3 separate regions of the Homo sapiens genome follow, and all the other regions are linked to region 2. The links are chromatin contacts, found by Hi-C or POLR2A ChIA-PET in ENCODE. All regions are on one chromosome and are shown on one strand. The core of a region is the stretch at or near the end of the contact, and the rest is flanking DNA. Distances in the headings are between cores, read along the strand shown. Region 1 holds the start of DHX34 (DExH-box helicase 34). Region 2 holds the start of STRN4 (striatin 4). Region 3 holds the start of MYPOP (Myb related transcription factor, partner of profilin).

Evidence for each region. A loop is a pair of places that touch in the nucleus more often than their neighbours do. ChIA-PET counts read pairs that join two places held with the same protein, here RNA polymerase II (POLR2A). Pooled maps may share reads with other maps.
Region 1: a pooled map shows a loop between it and region 2 (8-fold over the local background). The contact joins the promoter of DHX34 here to the promoter of STRN4 in region 2. A Hi-C loop is called at or near these places in 5 of 50 pooled maps. POLR2A ChIA-PET finds 5 or more read pairs at or near these places in 2 of 52 experiments (T-cell and activated T-cell).
Region 3: a loop to region 2 is called in a pooled map, with 4 times the contacts of the local background. The contact joins the promoter of MYPOP here to the promoter of STRN4 in region 2. A Hi-C loop is called at or near these places in 1 of 50 pooled maps. POLR2A ChIA-PET finds 5 or more read pairs at or near these places in 2 of 52 experiments (Caco-2 and OCI-LY7).

The regions. Positions count from the first base shown.
Region 1 is chr19:47,347,016-47,351,216 of GRCh38, forward strand. DHX34 (DExH-box helicase 34) reads left to right here and starts at 2,300. Exons shown (of 17, transcript NM_014681.6): 1 at 2,300-2,337. It overlaps C5AR2 (complement C5a receptor 2), which reads left to right. Exons shown (of 2, transcript NM_001271749.2): 2 at 1-314. RefSeq lists an enhancer at 2,140-3,044.
Region 2 is chr19:46,743,313-46,747,699 of GRCh38, forward strand. It overlaps STRN4 (striatin 4), which reads right to left and starts at 3,138. Exons shown (of 18, transcript NM_013403.3): 1 at 2,837-3,138. The coding sequence starts at 3,118. It overlaps FKRP (fukutin related protein), which reads left to right and starts at 2,745. Exons shown (of 4, transcript NM_024301.5): 1 at 2,745-2,778. RefSeq lists silencers at 2,684-2,913, 3,124-3,173, 3,184-3,333, 3,374-3,473, 3,514-3,563.
Region 3 is chr19:45,901,013-45,905,016 of GRCh38, forward strand. MYPOP (Myb related transcription factor, partner of profilin) reads right to left here and starts at 1,601. Exons shown (of 3, transcript NM_001012643.4): 1 at 1,558-1,601; 2 at 263-813. The coding sequence starts at 761. RefSeq lists enhancers at 1,364-1,413, 1,844-1,953 and silencers at 1,604-1,653, 2,214-2,293.

The sequences.
Region 1 (4,201 bases), core at 1,050-3,549, 600 kb after region 2:
GGGAATTTTCAAATTTAAGTCTGTGCAATGTTACATAAAATACCTTTGATTATTAAAAGCCATCTGTTTTGCTATAACTTCCCTTTTTTGTTCTAAAGTTTGTCTATTTCTGCTATTTGTTTTTTTACCATAGAAATATTGATTTCCTTAAGTTTTCAAAGAACCAAGTTATTAATAATTTCTCTAAGAACTAGTCTCAAGCTTGCTATACAATCCTATGGTTGATAGACTGTGGCTTTCTTGTTGATTTCCATTTGTTGTTCATTTCCTCCAATTTTCCTTTTTTAAAAATTATAATTATTGTTTGGATTATTTATTTATTTATTTATTTGTTTGTTTGTTTATTTGAGACAGAGTTTCTCCTTGTCGCCCAGGCTAGAGTGCAATGATGCGATGTTGGCTCACTGCAACCTCCACCTCCTGGGTTCAAGCGATTCTCTTGCCTCAGCCTCCCGAGAAGCTGGGATTACAGGTGTCCGTCATCATGCCTGGCTAATTTTTTATATTTTTAGTAGAGACGGGATTTCATCATGTTGGCTTAGCTGGTCTCGAACTCCTGACCTCAGGTAATCCACCTGCCTCGGCCTCCCAAAGTGCTGGGATTACAGGCGTGAGCCACCGCACCTGGCCTTGTTTGGAAATTTTAAGCAGAATGCTTAGTCCATTTATTCTTCTTCTTTTGATAATAATGTATGAATTGGCTTCTCTATCTCTAAGTTGTTTTCCAGAGGCTTGATAATTATATCCAACGTTCCACTTGACATCCCCAGTTGATGTCCAATGCATAACTCAAACAATATGCTGAAAACAGATCTTCGGATTTTCTCTCTAGCCTCTCTCCCACGTCTTCCTGATGGTAGTAGATGGTGACTCCATATTTCCAAATGCTCAGGCCAAAAACTTTAGAGTCCTTCTTTTTTTTAGACATAGAACTTTTTTCTGGCCAGGCACGGTGGCTCATGCCTGTAATCCCAGCACTTTGGGAGGCCGAGGTGGGCGGATCACGAGGTCAGGAGATCGAGACCATCCTGGCTAACACAGTGAAACCCCGTCTCTACTAAAAATACAAAAAATTAGCCGGGCGTGGTGGCGGGCGCCTGTAGTCCCAGCTATGCGGGAGGCTCAGGCAGGAGAATGGCGGGAACCTGGGAGGCGGAGCCTGCAGTGGGCCGAGATCGCGCCACCGCACTCCAACCTGGGCGACAGCGAGACTCCGTCTCAGAAAAAAAAAACAACAACACTTTTTTCTTTTTTTGAGACAGTCTGGCTCTGTCACCCAGGCTGGAGTGCGGTGGTACCATCATGGCTCACTGCAGCCTCAGTCTCTCAGCCTCCTAGGTTCAATCGATCCTCCCACCTCAGCCTCTTGAGTAGCTGGGACTACAGGCACACACTACCATATCCGACTAACTTTTGTATTTTTTTGTAGAAACAGGGGTTGGCCATATTGCCCAGGCTGGTGTGGAACGCCTGACCTCAGGTGATCCACCTACCCCGGCCTCTCAAACTGTTGGGATTACAGGCGTGAGCCGCCGTGCCCAGCTGTTTCTTCTTTCAGTTAATAAAAGAGAGGGTGCATTGCTGGCTAATGAGATTGTTTCTATACTTGGGGGTCTTCCTGAATGTGTGTGATTGAGTTTATTGCAGAGAAAGGTAACAGAAAATGGGGTTGTAGAAAGAAAAGAGGTAGAGGCTGAGTGAGATGCCCCACATCTGTAATCTCAGTGCTTTGGGAGGCCAAGGCGGGCGGATCACTTGAGATCAGGAGCTGGAGACCAGCCTGGCCCAAATCGTGAAACCTCGTCTCTACTAAAAATACAAAAATCAGCCAGGTGTAGTGGTGTGCGCCTGTAATCCCAGCTACTCGAGAGGCTGAGGCAGGAGAATGGTTTGAACTTGGGAGGCGGAGATTGCAATGAGGTGAGATAACGCCACTGCACTCTAGCCTGGGAGACAGTGAGACTATGTCTCAAAAGAAAAAAAAAAGTTCCTGGGCCCCAGACCAGCTCTCTCTTTGGGTTAAAACCCCGGCGTCCCGGAGCTGAGGCGCACGTGGCTATGCTTGGGGAGGAGAGGGCGGGGCCGGGGAGGAGGCGCTTGCAAGTCTGTACCGCAATGCCTCTACTGGCCTCTAGAGGGCGCAATCACTCGAGGCTCCGCCCCAAGCGAGGCGGGGCGGAAGCGTGCTGTGCACAGGCGCAAGATGGGTCTTGGGCAGCCCAGAGCTTCCGATTGGCTCTTCTGTGGTGGCGGGGCGGGGTCAGAACGAGATGGCTGTGTGCGCAGGCGCAAGACTAGCGCTCTTGGGACCGGAAGTTAAGGCGTTCGCGGCGTGTGGTAAGTGAGGGGGGCGGGACGGGTGTACCGGGTTGTGGCGGCGATGGCTGTCGGAGTTGGGCCGCTTGGGGGTAGTTTGGGGTGCGAGTCCAGGGGCGAGGGAAGTCTCGAGATGAGGAGAAATGTAGGAGGCAGCCGAAGGGCCGGCAAACGCGGACAGAGATGGCACCTGAGCGTCCCTGGGAGAACCTGGGCGACAGGCCAGAGACCGAAAGAAATGGAGGCACGAAAAGAAGCTTCGAGAAACTGAGGGACTGAAAGACGAGGGTGTTGGGAGAGGAGGGAAGCTGAAAACTAGAGAGCGTGGGCGAGAGTGCCGATGGGTTCCAGCGAGAGTCTTAGAGCCCACGAGGCCGAGAGGCGTGGTCGCCCATGAACTTGGGGAGTGGAGGGAAAAGTCGGAAACTGATCGTGGACACTAGAAACAGAAAAAATGGAATTTAGATGGAGAAACGAGACACTGAATCACGGGGGAGACCGAGAGATACGGAAGGATGGAGACAGTTGAAATAGGAAGAACCCCACAAAAGCTGGAGATAATGGAGAACGATGCTGAGAAATGGAAAAGCGAGGGAGTGGAGCCCGAACCCCTGGATTTGAGTGGCTCATGTAACACTCGGCTACTCACTTAGCCTCTCTATTGCTCAGTAAAATAGGGGGTGATCATAGTGCCTGACAGTCGTGAGAAAAGTGTGTGTGTGTATGTACATAGGTGTGGGATAGGAATAGATCATGCAGATAGGATAGGTCTGTGTGTTAATGTGAGTAAGTAAGCATGAGCTATTACTAAAGCTTCTGATATTGGGAGATAAAGTATTAGATGGGGAAATGGAGAGAGGTGGTGATGGAGAGTGAATACTGGAAGGACAAAAGGGAGGAAAAAAAGATTCAAACAGAAAATGAGAAAGGGCGTGGTGACTCACTCCTGTCATCCACAGCACTTTGGGAGGCTGCGGTGGGAGGATCACTTGAGCTTGGGAGGTCGAGGCTGCTGTACGCCGTGATTGTGCCACTGCACTTCAGGCTGGGTGACAGAGTGAGACCCTGTTTCAAAAAAACAAAAATGAATTTTTTTTTTTTTTTTTTGAGATGGAGTTTCGCTCTTGTTGCCCAGGCTGGAGTGCAGTGGTGCGATCTTGGCTCACTGCAACCTCTGCCTCCTGGGTTCAAGCGAGTCTCCTGCCTCAGCCTCCAGAGTAGCTGGGATTACAGGCAGGTGCCACCACCCTGGCTAATTTTGTATTTTTAGTAGAGACGGGATTTTTCCATGTTCGTCAGGCTGGTCTCGCACTCCCGACCTCAGGTGATCTGCCTGCCTCAGCCTCCCAAAGTGCTGGGATTATAGGCGTGAGCCACCATGCCCGGCCTGAAAAAGCATTTTTTTTTTAATGAGAAAGATGGAGAAAGTCAAATGGAGAACTGAAGAGAGATGGAGAAAGGAAGAGTTGGATTACAGAGAAAAATCAGACTACAGAATGACTCATAAGTGAAGAGAGATGCGAGCTGACTAGGACAGGGAAGAGAGATGAGGGTGATGATGAACAAGACGGACTGAAAAAGAGACAGAGGCCTGAAGATGGAGTGGAGAGAGATGGAGGGGACAGAGGGGGAAACAAACCCACTGAAGGCCATGAGCCCAGGGCAAATAGGCCAAGAGACCAAAAGATGGTCAGAGACACAGTTATACAGAAACTAGAAGATGCAGACAATCTAGAAGCCAAAAAAGATAGATACCTTGAGAGGAGCGGGATGCTGTCAGTGGGGCCCAGCATGCATAAGCAGTTTCTAGCCTCAGAAGAATGCTCTCATTTTCTTTTTCTTTTTTTTTTTTTTTTTTTTTTTTTGAGACAGAGTCTCGCTCTGT
Region 2 (4,387 bases), core at 1,888-4,387:
GAAAACAAAAGTACAAAGTGACAGTGCTGGTACCATGCCAGACACAAGTTCCTCTCAAACTCCAAGAAGGGTCAGTAAGTGAGGGGATAAACATCTTTTCTCTCATCAGCCTCCAGGATGAGAAGATGGTGTGGTGGGTGCTGTGCGGTGCACTGGTGCAAAGTCCCAGAGGCCAAGATTCAGTCCAAGCTCTGCTATGACTGCTTGGGTGACCCTGGGGAGGCCACTATGCTTGCCTGAACCAATTTTCTCAACTGTACTGGGTAGCAGAGAGGTACAGAACATGGGCTTAAAAGTCTACCGACGGTCGGGCATGGTGGCTTATGCCTGTAATCCCAGCACTTTGGGAGGCCGAGGCAGGTGGATCTCTTGAGGCCAGGAGTTCGAAACCAGCCTGACCAACGTGGCAAAACCCCATCTCTACTAAAAATACAAAAATCAGCCAGGCGTGGTGGTGGTGCACACCTGTAATCCCAGCTACTTGCGAGGCTGAGGCAGGAGAATCGCTTGAACCTGGGAGGCAGTGGTTGCAATGAGCCAAGATCATGCCACTGCACTCCACCCTGGGTGACAGAGTGAGACTCTGTCTCAAAAAAATAAAAATAAAAATAAATAAATAAATAAATAAATAAACAAAAGGTCCACCACAGACCAGCCCTTCTGCTCATCTGCTGGGATCCTAGATAAATCACCCTCTCAAAACCTCCATTTCCTCTCCTGATTTTTTTTAAAGGTAGGGGGAATATCCTTTATCCTCCCAGAATGCTGCAAGAATTAAATGACAGCTCGTATCTACAGTACTTGATACAGCGCCCCAGACATGGTATGTGCTCACTAAATTGCAGCTGGTACCGTTATTGCTGAGTGAGGTAATGACACTGCCTCTGCCTACATCACAGGGCATTGTGAAGATCTGATGAGATGTATGCTGGGAAAGAGCTTCGGAAGTAGAGAGTGGGACAGAAGTGAGAGCAGTTACATAAGGATTCTGCTCCCATCCCAGCCCCAAGCCTCAGCCACCACAAGTGAGGGCAGGGGGAGAGTTACTGGAGGGTCTTTACTCATCCTATGAACAAAATGCTTTTTTTTGAGACAGGATCTCACTCTTTTGCCCAGGCTGGAGTGCAGTGGTGCAATCATGGCTCACCGCAGCCTCAACCTCCGGGGTTTAAGCAATCCTCCCACCTCAGCCTCCTGAGTAGCTGGGACTACAGGCGCATGTCACCACACCCGGCTAATTTTTGTACTTTTTTGTAGAGATGAGGTCTTGCTATGTTGGCCAGGCTGGCCTCGAACTCCTGGGCTCAAGGGATTCTCCCACCTCAACCTCCCCAAGTGTTGGGATTACAGGCGTGAGCCACCGCACCCCATCCCTACCGACACAATTCTCATCAGCTATTTATTTGGGTACCAGCTTCCTACTAGATAGCAAACGGCAAATCGGAAGGGGAAAGGTGGGCTGCTACAAGCAGGTAATGACAATTTCTGCTAATAATAACCCAGTCCAAGAATCTTCAGACTTCCAGCGGGCCATTCCTGATCCCTTCAAATCCGGACATCTCCATGGTCCTCCAGTCACTGCCAATGGACCTGACGCTCCACGAGGTCACAAACCCTAGCCCAACTCCTCAGACTCTTCCATTCAACATCCCTGTCCCAAGCTACCCCAAAAACCACGGGGTCTTTTCCCAAGACTTCCACAAACATATCCCCTTCCCCCCAACCCCAGTCTACCCCCGTTCCGAGATGCCTCCTCATGTTGCCTTCGGGCTCTACAAAATTCTCCCCCCTAAAGCATCACCCCAGGGTAACCCCTAACTCGTCCTCATTGGCACCATCCCAGGACCCTCACCTCCATACTGGACATGCCCAACACCCCACACTCCAGTTCAGGGCTCTCTACCTACATCCTACAACACACGTGCCATCTCAGTGCCATCGCGCCCACTCCTGCACACCCCCAAAGTGGAACTTCCACTCTTAAGCTCTCCCATCCAGGCTCCTAGGGTACATTCCCTGCTCTGTCCACACTTCCACTCCAAAGAACCCTTCCCTGCACTGTGCAGCCACACATGCCCGGGATCCCCAAAGTTTCTCCTCAGAGGGGAAGGCACACACCTTCATCCTGGACCCCTTGAAACCCTCCTCCCACCCCTCGGGTCCTTACACAGCCCTCCTTCCGTGCCCACCGTCCAGTCGCCCCGAAACACACCGATCCCAGGTTCCCGACTTCCTCTCCCTAAATCCTCCCGGTTCCCCATCTGGACCCGCTCTTTCCCAGCGGGTCCCAAGTTCCCCCCTTGGACGCTCCCACCTCCAACCTGCACCTGGCTAGGGCCATGGTCGGGGTCGGGGTCGGGAGTCCCTCGGCGCCCGGCAAGCTTCTGCTTACTCCCACAGGAGACCACTCAGGTCTCCCAGACCCCTCCAGCTCCTCTCCACACCCTTTCCCGAGTTCTCTTAGCCTCCCCTCCAGGGCTCGAGTCGCCTCTCTCAGGAGCCCCGCGGCCAGCGTGCTCAGTCCCAGTCCCAGTCCCACTCCCAGCTGGTTGTGGTCCCTCCGCCCCTTTCTCTCGGCCGGTCCCGGTGATCCCTCCCACCCCCGGTCCCTCCACTCCCACCTCGGGCCGTCCCGGTCCCGTCCCACCCCGGAGTGCCCTCAGGACACCCCTCGGACGGCCCCTCACTCGCCCTCCGGGACCGTCGCGGTCCCCTCCCGCCCCCCCGCCGGCCGTCCCGGCGGCCATTGCTCCAAGATGGCGGCGGCGGCGGCAGCGGGTGAGGCCGGGCCGGGCCGGGCCGGGTTGGGGGTCGGGGGTCCCGGGACAGCGCTCACCTGTAACTCGGCGCGCTCGGCCTCCCAGCGGGCTTTCTCGGCTTCGAAGCGCGCCCACTCGTGCTGGATAAAGTGCAGGATCCCCGGCAGGCTCAGGGGCTCCGGGCCCGCCGTGGGCCCGGGGCTGCCTCCGCCGCCGCCTCCCTTACCTGCCGGGCCCGGCCCGGGGGCAGGGGCGGAGACCGGGGCCGCCCCAGTGGGGCCAGGGCCCGCGCCTGAGCCGAGCGGACGGCAGGAGGAGGCGGCGGCGGCGACCGCGGCGGCCGCTCGCTCCTCCATCATGGAGGCCCCGGGGCCGGCCTGCGCGCCCGCTGTGCCTCGCGCGCCTGCGCGGCCGCGCCAACACCCCCCCCCCTCCCCCGCCGCAACCACCGCGCGCGCGCCCGGCGGGGGACAGTAGGAAGGGGGGCCGGCGGCGAGCGCGAGCCTCGCCCACCCGGGTCTACACCGAAGGGTAGCGTGCCCGCGCGGGGGCCGGCGGGTGGGAGATCGCGCCCCGAGGAGGGCGAGGGAGACCCAGGCCCCGCGCGACGGTCCCCCTCGCTGGAGTGAGACTGAGGAAGGGGCCGCTTTCTGCCCCCCTCCTCCCACTTCGCCCCAGAGAAAGAGCCTTACCCCTTCCACACCCAAACACCACTCTCCTGGACAATTACTTTTACTCTGAGAGAAAGGGCGACCAGCAGTGGCCCCATCCTCTCTGATTGCCGGCCAGGTTGGTTGTCATGGTAACCCTTCCCCAGCGGTGGGGGCGAGGTGGTGGGGAGCAGCCTTCCCCTCGCTTCCACCTTTGTGGTTATGGAGCCCCAAACCTCTTAGGACTCTGCACCAGGAGAAGGTTGCTAAGGTAACCTAAGTGTCCGTGGTGGTCCTTCTGCTCCTATCCTCATTGATTACTATGGCAACCTCCCCCCCACCTAGCATTCAGGTAGAAAGGACCCCAGCCCCAAGGACACTGATCTCTAAGAGAAGCACCTCTTCCCCAGCCCCTCCCCCATAGCCACCTAGTTGGCATTACCATGGTAACCGTCTTCCCCTTCCCATCGTGGGAGGCCCATGCACCAAACTAACCAGGTGTTTTTATTTAGAGGAGATGCTCTGCTGAGGGGCAGTTGCTATGGTTACAGGGCCTGGACCTTCCTCCGGAAGGTGAGAAACAGGCAAGTTCAAGGCCTGGTTACTATGATAATAGAGCAGCCCCCTTCGAGTGACCCTAGGAACCAAGCCCAACAAAGGAGGGGATTTTTTTTTTTTTTTTTTTTTTTGAGACAGAGTGTAACTCTTGTTGCCCAGGCTGGGATGCAATGGCCCAATCTCGGCTCACCACAACCTCCGCCTCCCCGGTTCAAGCCGTTCTCCTGCCTCACCCTCCCAAGTAGCTGGGATTACAGGCATGCGCCACCACGCCCGGCTAATTTTTTTTTTATTTTTAGTAAAGACGGGGTTTCTCCATGTTGGTCACGCTGGTCTTGAACTCCCGACCTCAGGTGATCTGCCTCAGGCCCGCCTCGGCCTCCCAAAGTGCTGGGATTACAGGTGTGAGCCATCACGCCC
Region 3 (4,004 bases), core at 351-2,850, 840 kb before region 2:
TTTAATGAAATCCTGCCTGTGCTGATGACCCCAGGTGTGGACCTGAGTCAGGCCTCCTAAATCTGGTTCCATTCCTGGCTCTTGACAGTTACTAGCTATCGGAACTGAGGCAAGTCATTTCATTTTTCTGAGCTTCAGTTTCCCTAGCTATAAAATGGGGCGAAGGACAGCATCCACCTCACAGGGCTGCAGCAAGGCTTTGATGAGACATGTAAAAGGCTTGCAACAGCGCAGGCACACAGCCTACTCTGAAGACACTCACCTGCACGTCGGTCCTCCCGGCGGTCTTCCGACAACACGTAGCGCTGAGGGCAGGCGCTTGGGGGCGGCGGCTGTGAAGAGGGGGCCGCAGGGGGCTCCTCCGCCCCAGCACCTGCCCCCGGCGCCGCCACACCTGGCCCCAGGATGGCAAAAATGGTCTCCTCTTCCGCGGAGAAAGCGTCCTCCGCGGCGGGCCCGGCGCCCTGCGTGGAGTGCGGCACGCGAGCGAGCTTCTCCTTGGTGCGGCGCTTGAAGTCGTTCCAGCGCTTCTGCACCTCCTGGCCCGTGCGCTTCCAGCTGGTGATACCGTTGATCTTGGCGGCGATGCCGTCCCACACGCGCCGCCGCTCTGCCACGCTCACCCGACGGCTCTGCGCGCCGTAGAGCTGCGGGTAGTGGGCGCGCACCTCGCGGATCAGGATCTGGTTCTCTTCGAATGAGAAGCGCGGCTTGCGCAACCGGGTGGTTTCCTCCGCTTCGCCCGCCGCCGCCGAGGCCATGGCGCCCCCCGACGCCGCCGTCCTGCCGTCTGGCGCATGGGGGGCGCCGGCGCTGCGGGCAAAGGGCGCACGGGGCTGGCTGGGGTTCGGGGTCCCCCCGCCGCCGCCTCTCCCAGACCGCCGGGCCGAGAGCTCCTTAGTCCCCGGGGGCAGGAGTGGGGGCGGGGGGCGGGCGGGGGCGACGGGCACCCGGGTAAGTCGGAAGCGCCTAAGAGTAGCTGACACCGGCTGAGCGCTTGGCTCGGACTTCGCGCGGCGCGAAGTGCCACGCTGAAGAGTTGATAGAAATTGGGGGAGGGTCTGGAGGGATGGAAGGAAAGGAGGAAAAGTGCGAGGAGAGGAGGTGTCTGCAGGAGTTAGAGAATGGGGGCACGGGAGGATAGGAAATGGAGGGAGGATGGGGGTGCCTCGGGGGGGTCTTAGATGCATGAAGATAAGGAGATGCGGAAGGGGGGATGCAGCAAGAAGGGGGGAATCTGGAGCAGAGGAGGCGCTCTAGGGGCTCTAGGGGGCAACGGGGCGTCTGTAAGACCGATATGAGAAGGGCCCTTAGAGGGATGTCCAGGAATAATGGTGAGGTGGGAGCTCCTGTATCACTGGAAGAGCTGGAACGATCAAATATTAGGGATCAGGGTCTGCGAGGATTGTGGGGGCTCTGGGGATTGCCAGAAATTAAGGGGAGCTCTGGAAATAACGGGGGTCCCGTATCACAAGGAGACAACGGAGGCTACGGGGGACGGCAGGGAGAGCGAAGGTCGCGGAGGGTGGGGACCGAGTCGGGCCACGGGTCACTCACCGGCTCCGCCGCAGCCGCCGGTGGGTCAGGGCTCGGGCTTCTGCGGCCTGTTCCCACCCCCCGCCTCCCTCCCTCCCCTCTTTCGGCCCCGCCTCCGGCCGCCCCGCATGCCAAGGCGCAGGCGCGCCCAGGGCCAGTCGGCCCCAATGCCCTTACCGCCAGGGTTTCATTCCCACCTACCCCAGCACAGCGCAGGCGCAGAACTGCGCTCCGCCGAGCCCCACCAGCAGGCCGCAACTGCGCAGCCGCAACGTTAGCGCCGCGCGGGTACCCCAGCTTCCTGGGGCCACAACGGCGCACGCGCAAAAACTCCATCGCGCGCATGCGCGTGCCTCGGGTTGTACCCGGTACCGGGTCTCGGCGCAGGCGTTGCGAGCTTGGATGGGAGAGATGCTGGGAGCGCGCCAGTACCCAACCTTTCGGACAGTCTTCCAGCCCACCCTGCCCTCTAACCAAAGGGGAGGGAGACAGCGCTGAAGGGAAGCGCTTTGTCTCCTTGACAACTGTGTGGGTGGGGTGGAGGCGTGAGGAAACCGCTTTGCCTCCTGGCTTGCCCGCCCCTGCGCTGGGCCGCTCCAGAGCTTCCCACCTCGCACCCCTAGAGGCTGGGCGTCCTGGGGATGTCCCGCCCCGGGCGGATGCAGTAACCATAGCGACCCACAAGCCTTCCAGTCACGCCTTGGGGGCCCCTCTGTGCGCACCTTTACCTCGAGGAGCGGGGAAAATAAGAGGGAAGAGCTTCCTGGCTGGTAGGAAGGGAGATCCTGACGCCGGCACGACTTTAAGCAAGTGCATGGAGACAGGAATGAAGCCAGAACGCAGGTGGGGTGAGCCGCATGGCAGGATGATGGAGCTCAGTCCGGCTGAGAAGTGTGTTCGTTAGCATCCTGCAGGAGTCCTCAAGGTCATTCGACAATTGGTGCTTCATTCATCGACTCAATAAATATACATGAGCACTTACACAGTTCCTGGTACAATGAACATAAAAGCTAAAATCCGTAGCCTGGGCCGGGCGCGGTGGAGCTCACGCCTGTAATCCCAGCACTTTGGGAAGCCAAGGCGGGCGGATTACCTGAGGTCAGGGGTTCGAGACAAGCCTGGCCAACACAGTGAAACCCCATCTCTACTGAAAATACAAAAACTAGCTGGGCATGGTGGTGCATGCCTGTAATCCCAGCTACTCGGGAGGCTGAGGCACGAGAATCGCTTAACCCCGGGAGGCAGAGGTTGCAGTGAGCTGAGATTGCACCACTGCACTCCACCTGGACGACAGAGTGAGACTCCGTCTCAAAAAAAAAAAAAAAAAAAATACATGCCTGTAGTCCCAGCTACTTGGGAGGCTGAGGCGGGAGGATCGCTTGAGCCCAGGAGTTGCAGGCTGCAGTGAGCTATGATCAGGCCACTGCTCTCCAGCTTGGGCAACAGAGTAAGACCCTGTCTCAAAAGAAGAGAGAGAGAAAAAAAAGGCCCCTCTGCCTGCTGTGTGGAGGGTGGGTGGGAGGGAGCAAGACTACTGGGTAGAGTCAAAAAAAGTCATGAGCAGGGGTAAGAAAAGGATTAGGAAAGCGAGGGGAGACTAAACTAAGACAGGGACAGTGTCAAGGGGGACACGGAGAGACATTTGAGAGAATATATGGAAAGCATGGTGAGTGTCGCGCTAGCGAGGGAAAGGAAGATGTCTAGGTGAAACCCAAGTCTCTGGCCCAGGTTCTCACTTGGGGGTGTGGGGTCAGGTAAGATGTGGTGAATGTAAGGCTGGGTGCAGTGGCTCACGCCTGTAATCCCAACACTTTGGGAGGCTGAGACAGGTGGATCATCTGAGGTCAGGAGTTCGAGACCAGCCTGGCCAACATGGTGGAACCCTGTCTCTATTAAAAATTCAAAAAAAAAAAAAATAGCTGGGTGTTGTGCCATGTGCCTGTAATCCTAGCTACTCGGGAGGCTGAGGCAGGAGAATCTCTTGAGCCTAGGAGGCACAGATTGCAGGGAACCGAGATCTCACCACTGCACTCCAGCCTGGGCGACAGAGTGAGACTCTGTCTCAAAAAAATTAAAAAAAAGGCCGGGCGCAGTGGCTCATTCCTGTAATCCCAGCACTTTGGGAGGCCGAGGCAGGTGGATCACGAGGTCAGGAGATTGAGACCATCCTGACTAACATGGTGAAACCCCGTCTCTACTAAAAATACAAAAAATTAGCCGGGAGTGGTGGCAGGCGCCTGAAGTCCCAGCTACTCGGGAGGCTGAGGCAGGAGAATGGCATGAACCCGGGAGGCTGAGCTTGCAGTGAGCTGAGACTGCGCCACTGCATTCCAGCCTGGGGGACAGCGTGAGACTCTGCCTCAAAAAAAAATTAAATTAAAAAAATAAGAACAACAACAAAAAAAACACAATCAAAAAAAGATACGTGAGTGTAAAGTGACCAACAGGTTGAACTGTTTCCCCCAAAA